Linked DNA regions of Homo sapiens: region 2 is linked to region 1. A link is an interaction called in ENCODE POLR2A ChIA-PET data of the cell type or tissue named here. Cell type or tissue: Panc1. All regions are shown on one strand. Region 1 overlaps ZNF292 (zinc finger protein 292). Region 2 overlaps LOC105377882 (a long non-coding RNA gene).

The links. ChIA-PET counts read pairs that join two places held together with the same protein. Peaks named below come from ENCODE experiments on the same cell type or tissue, not always from the same donor. Only the 100,000 strongest peaks of a DNase experiment are listed, where the experiment ranks them.
Region 2: POLR2A ChIA-PET joins it to region 1 with 8 read pairs; 1 of 35 experiments calls an interaction of 5 or more read pairs at or near these places.

Annotation. Positions count from the first base shown.
Region 1 is chr6:87,157,041-87,161,040 of GRCh38, reverse strand. All of the region lies in intron 1 of ZNF292 (zinc finger protein 292), which reads right to left. Among named protein-coding and RNA genes, the nearest start is that of ZNF292, 3.5 kb to the right of the region's middle. In Panc1, no CTCF peak of the experiment used is centred here; no DNase peak of the experiment used is centred here; H3K4me3 peaks cover 284 bases; H3K27ac peaks cover 491 bases.
Region 2 is chr6:87,942,804-87,946,803 of GRCh38, reverse strand. It overlaps LOC105377882 (a long non-coding RNA gene), which reads right to left. Exons shown (of 3, transcript XR_001744246.1): 3 at 2,761-4,000. Among named protein-coding and RNA genes, the nearest start is that of SPACA1, 100 kb to the left of the region's middle. In Panc1, no CTCF peak of the experiment used is centred here; a DNase peak (open chromatin) is centred at 2,073; H3K27me3 peaks cover 181 bases.

The DNA.
Region 1 (4,000 bases):
TCCAAATAAAGTATATTTCTGGAGCTTAACTATCTCAATATGAAAAGAGTAGAAGGACTAAAAAAAAAAATCTTCTAGATATACTATTTTTCTTTCTGTTCAATGTTTCTGAAAAGGGTACTTAGAGGAATTACGCTTTCATTTGTTGGGACGGTCCTGATCACTTCAGAAAACTTAGCATTGAAGCTCATGGGCACTAAATGCCAGTACCACATCCCTAGTCATAGCAACATCCAAAAACCTGATCCCACATATTTCTAAGTGCCATCAAAGAGAGAACTGGAGGTAGGGAAAGTACTATGCCCAGTTGAGAAGCCCTGCTTATATGAACTAAGAAAATTATATATATATATATACACACACACATCATATATATGTATATATACACACACACACACCGTATACATGTATGTATACACACACACATCGTATATATGTATATATACACACAAACATATTTTTTTATTAGAGTCTCCTGTATCTTATATCCTCTGTAACATCTAAACCTAGGTCCTTGCATATATATACACACACACACACACACACACATATATATACAAACACATGTACGTATGTATACACATACACACACGACTGTAATTCAACCCTTCAAAACAACTGTCAGCCACCAGATCACTACTGATCAATGGTCAATAACAGTTACAATCAACCAGTCGGCCAGTCCAGTATATAGTGCTGTCAGCAAATATCATACTCCAACAAATCAACTATTACAATGGCCAATTTTTCCAACGAACTATTATTTTAAAATCTCTTTAGAACAACTCCTCTGTTGGAATGTTTCTTTTAAAACTCCCAAATAACCTCCCTCTTTACTGTACTCACCTCAGTGATAAAATATATAAATCATAGTTTACTACGATTATCTGTCTACCTTCCTCCAGAGACTATAAACTCTTTGAAGCCAGGGACCATGATCATCCTTGCCTAGCCTGTATACAGTAGATGTTCAATAGAAATGTTGAATGAGTGACTACTGGCCCAGTCTAATACAATTAACTAGTCTAAAAGGTTCCAATTATAACCAATTTTTGTATAATAAATACAGTAATAATCCTAAAACAAGTAAATGCAAGAAATTACTTCTGGTTATTCTATATACTTATTCTAAGTCAATTTTAAGAAAATGAGTTGGTTATATTGCCCATATTAAAGCTAACTTTGAAAAGATACAAGGAAATTTAAGAGCTGGGCATGGTGGTGTATGCCTGAGGTCTCAGCTACTTAGAAGGCTGAGACAGGGCCGGGCGTGGTGGCTCACGCCTGTAATCCCAGCACTTTGGGAGGCCAAGAGGGGCGGAACCAGCCTGACCAACAAGGAGAAACCCTGTCTCTAGTAAAAATACAAAATTAGCCGGGCATGGTGGCACATGCCTGTAATCCCAGCTACTCAGGAGGCTGAGGCAGGAGAATTGCTTGAACCCAAGAGGCGGAGGTTGTGGTGAGCCCAGATTGCGCCATTGCACACCAGCCTGGGTGACAGAGTTAAACTACATCTTTTTTAAAAAAAAAAAAAAAAAAAAAGAAAGAAAAGAAAGCTGAGACAGGAGGATCACTTGAGCCTAAGAGTTTGAGGTTGTAGTGTGCTATGATCATACCTGGGCAATGTAGCAAGACCCCATCTCTCAAAAATAAAATAAAATATATAAAAAAATTTAAAATTTATGACGGGCGCTCTACTATGCCCATCCTCTACTTACTCTTCCCTCCTCCCACTTAAGCTTTAAGCAAATTCTCATTTAAATAAGCAAAGGGGGGGCAGGTGGCTTATTTCCAGAATGAGCAAAACAACACTGTTAATAAGAAAAACATTTAATGCCTTTCGTTTCTATTCTGCTACTCAGAATTCAAAAAATCTATTAATCTTCTACCTCACTCAAAAATAAAAATCTATAAACTACGGATCATAAGCAACTCCTGTTTCTGTGGGTTTCACCACATTCTCCAGAAACTGAACTTTTGCTCATAAAAATTACATAGAATGTAAACTAATTCATTTTTTAAAGTAAATGCAAAACTAAGGGTTACACAAGCACTGAGCATCAACACTGACAGAATATTAATTCTGAAGCCCATTAACTTTGACAAACGTTTATTCATCTTTGCCTTCTTGAAGCGTGTGACTATCCCAGTTTTACAGGAAAAGCTTAAACAGAAAAAGTTAAATAATAATCTCAAGGTTAGAAACTAAGACATAATTTCTAGCTCCTAGTATCCCTGGTACTATATTTAGATTGCGCCAATAAATTCTTTAATTGTTAACCATTGCTTCACTCAACTTCGTATCAAAATGCTAGGTGATAATTGCTAAGATACAATTTTATTTTTATTTTTTATTTTTTTGAGACAGGATCTTTCTCTGTCACCCGGGCTGGAGTGTGCACAGTGCACCATCTCTGCTCACTGCAACCTCTGCCTCCCGGGTTCAAATGATCCTCCCACCTCAGCCTCGTAAGTAGCTGGGACTACAGGCACTCGCCACAGCGCCTGGCTAATTTTTTTGATTTGTTTTGTTTTTTGTATTTTTTGTAGAGAAGGGGCCACGCCATGCTGCTCAGGCTCAAGCGATCCGCCCAACTCGGCCTCCCAAACTGCTGGGATTACAGGTGTGAGCCACCTCCACCCCTGTAAATAAACATAAATAAACAATTGTTTCAAGTTACCTCCACTTGACAAGATCACTAACATAAATAGGTTACCTGAGAAACAAAACAAAAAACCCCACCCCAGAAAATGTTCCAGAGGAAATCAGACACACTCTGTATCGTTTCAAATGGAGATTACTTTTAAGTGTATTTAAATTATTCTGAGCTTACAGTGTATGAAATATTTTATAATTTTTGAAATCCACAAATCCAGCATTTGTTTCATTAGTGTTTGATGTTTTTTTGTCAGTAGCATCAATAACAATTTATGTGGCAAGACTAATCACTTAATGAAACTGATATAGGAAATTACTTTCATTCTGATTTTTAAAATGCTGTTTCACTCATTAAAAAACTCAAGTCTGGCGGGACGCGGTGCTCACACCTGTAATCCCAGCACTTTGGGAAACAGAGGTGGGTGGATCACTTGAGGTCAGCAGTTCGAGACCAGCAGTTCGAGACCAGCCTGGCCGACATACAGTGAAACCCCAAACCTCATCTCTACTAAAAACACAAAAATTAGCTGGGCTTGGTGGCGCACGCCTGTAGTCCCAGTTACTTGGGAAGCTGAGGCAGGAAAATCGCTTGAACCCAGGAGATGGAGGCTGCAGTGAGCTGAGATCGCACCACTGCACTCCAGCCCGGGTGACAGAGCAAGACTCCATATCTCAAAAATAAATAAATAAATAAAAATCTTTAAGTGATAACTTTACAACGTCACACACTCACAAAAAAGCGGGGGGGAGTCCAGCTTGCATGAGATTCTATTTTCCCAGAATTATTAATCCTGCTTACAAATACTGCTGACAAAAAAAGAATTTACAGTAATTAGCCTTAAAACTATCAGTGGACACTATTAGGGGAAAATGTCTTTCAGCAAAGCTAGACTTTAATAGTTTTCACTGATTATTATATAAAAACTGATTCGACTTACAAATGAAATACTTCCTATTATGGGTATCTTAGAGAAATTTTTTTATCTCTAAAATAAATCTTTAAAGACCAATTAAGAATGAGTGGGTACTGCAAAGTAGAGAAACTGAGAAATTTCAACAATTTTTAAATATTAAAATTCAAAGGAATGAGACTTTAATTTTGCCACAGGTACTCACCAGACCTATTTACCTAAGTAGGGAGCTTTCACATTGCACATCCTCCTAGACGTCACCACTTGATCTCACAGTTTTTGTTTTTAAGATTATGAACAGCCATCAAATAATTTGTGACAATAAAGTGCATACAGCAACGGAGATTCTTTTGTATGTGATCACGTATCCCCGACATAATAAAGAAAATATTTCAATATTTGGAAGCTAAAAAATAAGTGAAAATGT
Region 2 (4,000 bases), 790 kb before region 1:
ACAAGCTCCTGTCAAGTAGGTCACTGGGAAAGGAAAGACATGAGACATAAAGAGGGGCTACAGGATGTGTATTATTTACTGTATTGCAGTGGTCCCCAACTGGGGGCAATTTGCTCCCCAGGGGACATTTACTAATGTCTGGAGTCATTTTTGATTTTCACAACTTGCGGAGAGAGTGCTATTGGCATCCAGTCAGTAGAGGCCAGGTATGCCGCTAAACACCCTACAATGCCAAAGACAGACCCCCCCAAAACCAAGAATTATCCAGCCCAAAATGTATACAGTGCTAAGACTAAGAAACCCTGCTGTAGTGCTGTTCTGTATTTTTTTCACCCCAAGTTCTGCTTTCTTGATAATGAACTAATATGTTGCTGGTTGCATGATCTGTTGAACACAAGGTAGCCGTGTCAAACCCTCTCAATTAACAGACAATCCTAATTAATTTGTTATCTTTTTCCCCCTCATTCATTCTTTATTCATCTTGGGTGGAAGCCCAAGTAGCAGCATATGGATGTCTTACAGCCACCAGCTCACATAAAGAAGGGTAAGCATGTTGCTGTAGTCACGCCGTCTGGGCTGCAATCCAATCAAGTTTCAGTATTTTGCATGGCATTCTCACTGCCTCACTTTGCCAGGCATCGTGGAGTTGAAAAACAAGTCCCAACAGAATTTGCTCAAATATATCTCATCGTGTGAAAGGAATCACAGAGAACTGGATGATGTAATATTGACTGCCTGTTAGTAAAGAGAATAAGCATGTCCGCCAAAGAATTAAGCCCAAGAGCCAGAGATGCAGAGGAAATGATGAGAGGGTTGAAATGGTAAATGAAGATGTCAAGTCATATGATGTGTGGACCCAGGCGCTGCGGCAGCACCTGGAACCTTTATAAGCACCTCTTCCAGAATGGTACAGATTTTCTCTCACAAAATGTACGACTATATATCACACTCTTCTGTTTGATCATCTTTATTTTCGTATGTCTACATGCTACCATCAAGCAACATCGTTTGAGCCAGAACAAAGGCTGCTGCCTTCCTTCAGTTAACAGCAGGTTTTATTTCTCTGCCCTGAATCCTATGTAGTCAAATAAATACTTTTGTCACAGAATGTGTGTTGATGAAGAAAGGGATCTATACCAATGCTCAGTAGATTCTGTGCTGTTTGATTCAGTGTATTTTATACACAGATATTTTTAAACTGCTTTACCTCTGAGAAGTACTATTTAGAGGCGATTTTCAAGTGTACAAGTCTCTTTCCTCTTCAGCACATTTTTGCTGCATGGTTTGTTTCCATCCAATCCCTTGATGTTTTCAGGCAAAAGAGAAGGGCAGGGAGGGAATGAAGCTGAGCTGCTGCATCTCAGAGTTTATTTACAGCTGAGTAAGTAACTGAGCTCTAAGAGCCAGACGCCAATGCAGGAGTGAGCGTTGGAAGATCAGCCTACTTTGTTCTGACATCTTCCCTGCACCGACCCTGCTCACCGCCAAATTGTCATCATTAAAACACCTAGTATTTATGGAGTGACTTAGAGCTTAACACTTTCCCATACTGATTCTCGCTGTAACTCAATGAGAAAGCAGGTATTATTCTCAGAGCTGGTTGGAAGCCTGTGGATGTAGTTTACCACGACCCATTACACCTATTGAATTCGCTGCATGTTAACACTGTCAAGCTTTTTCATAGAGGCGGAACATCATATTTTCTTAAATATTGCCTCTCTTTTCACCCTGGAGTTCCAGCATTCTCCTGTGGTAACTGTATTCCAAATATGCCATGCTTAAAAACTCCAGGGTATATGAGGAAAACAGAAGAAAAAAACCTTTTCTGCAAAATTTGAGCCGGAGGACCTGGAATTTAAACTCAACTCCTAGATCTCTCTTCTTTTACCTCTTATACGCTGCTTTATCTTCACCCTCTGGCCCTGGCCTGATGGTGGAGCCTCTGGCACGTCTTGACAGGCCTTCTCAGTGCTGAGAGCCATCAGCATGAGGTCAGTGCTGGTGGCATGCCGAGCTCTCTGTCTAGCCGTGACTTGCACTGAGGCAGTCACATTTTTAGTCCTTTTTTTTCCCCAAGATCATATCTCCAGCTCAACTGCAGCATGATAAATACCCAGTGTAAACATTTTAGTCACCCCAGAGAGTCACCTCCCTCCTTCTGTCATCATTAGTTAATCACCAGATATCAATCAGCCACTTTCGTTTATAGTAAAGCAGATTTCAAGGCATGTTGAGAGCTTGAGAGAGAGAGAAACTCAGCTCATATCCTAAAGGAAAGAGGCTTCAATCATAAATTGGATGAAGGACTGGGCACAGTGGTTCACGCCTATAATCCTAGCACTTTGGGAGGCCAAGGTGGGAGGATTGCTTAAGGCCAGGGGTTCAAGGTTACAGTGAGCTACAATCATGCCACTGCATCCCAGCCTGGGTGACAGAATGAGACCTGTCTCTGAAAACAACAACAAATTGGATGAAGGGAAACATCGAAGTATGCGCTGAATGTGTCCTGTACTCCAGGACCTGGGTTGGGTATTTTATGTGTTCAGGGTTATTCAGTTCAGGGCAGCCATGTAAAAGCTTACGTTATCCTTAATTTCAAGAGAAGGTGATAGATTTGTCCAATATCACCCAGCAATAAATGGCCTGCTCAGGACCAAGCCAAGTTTTTTTGTTTCTATCCCTTCACGCTGCTTCTCAAAATTAGTGCACTCTAGATGGGACCCAAACCCCCAAATCCCAGGAAAATACGGCAAAAACAGCACCTTTGAGCCCTGGGTTAAGTTTTTACACACACATATCTTGACAGGATGACTGTCCATTCCTACTTCTGAAGACAAGAAATCTCAACTTCTTGTGTCACGCCAAAGGACAACATGTTAATTCTGGGCTACCCAATGGGCAAGTAGTAAACTTCCTTGCCTAGAGCGAAAAGCACTGGTCTGAAAGTTAAGAGATGTCCCAGGTTTGCCCTAATTATATCCCAGCAATTCACTTCATCTTTGTGATGTTGGTTTCCTCATTGACCAAACTGAAATGAACTCAGTAAATAGTTTTTTAGTGTCTCCTGTGTGCCAGGCAGTGTTCTAGATGCTGGGAACCTAGCAGTGAACTAGACAAAGTCCCTTCCTTCATTGACCTTTCATTCTACGGGGGAACAGAGGCCATAGACCAATATATAAAGGCAATGATTCCGGAGAATGGTAAGGCCTTTGAAGACAATAAACAAGGTAAAATAATAGAGAAGCATGTGTTGGGGAAGGGGTAGATGAGGGTAGTGTTTCTTTAAAGTGGCCAGAGAAGGTTTCTTTGAGTAGGAGGAATTTCAGTTGATAGCTGTATGGTGGGGAGACAGTCATTTAAAGACCCAGGGGAAGAGTGTTCCACAGAGGGAACAACCAATGCAAAGGTCCTGGGGTAGGAACTACGTGATGTGTTCAAGAAACAGAAAGGTCAGTGTGGATAGAACCTAGGAAGCAGAGAGGGCACACTGCAGTGTGGTATAAGATGGTAGGGGACCTTGTGCGCCACCGTTAGGAATAATACTTGCCTTCCTGGCCTGACAGCATTATGGTAAGGCTCATATTTGATACAACTTTAGATGGGAAAGTCCTTAAGGCAGTTACAGCCTAACCAAAGATTACGTGCTGCAGAAATAGGTGGTGTACATTTGGTATGTGTTTCCTAAGTGTGTTATATGTATTATATGTTGCCAAATTCTTTACTAGTGCTGCTCATGTGCAATCTTTATTAAATCATTCTTAGCAATCTTTATTAAATCACTCTTAGCCCTCAGATTGCTTTGAGGAGTGGGATTGCTCCATCTGGATGAAGCCAGGGATGTTCGGCCCCTTCTCTTCCGTCTAATACTGTTTTCTGAATATGGAGGGCAGAGCACGAACTGTAGGCTCAGGGAAGGGAAGTTACTCTCAGTCTCTAAATCCATTGTAAGCAAGTAGCAGGGCAAAAGCTGCACTGCTTGCTTTAGGCAAGAAACAAACAC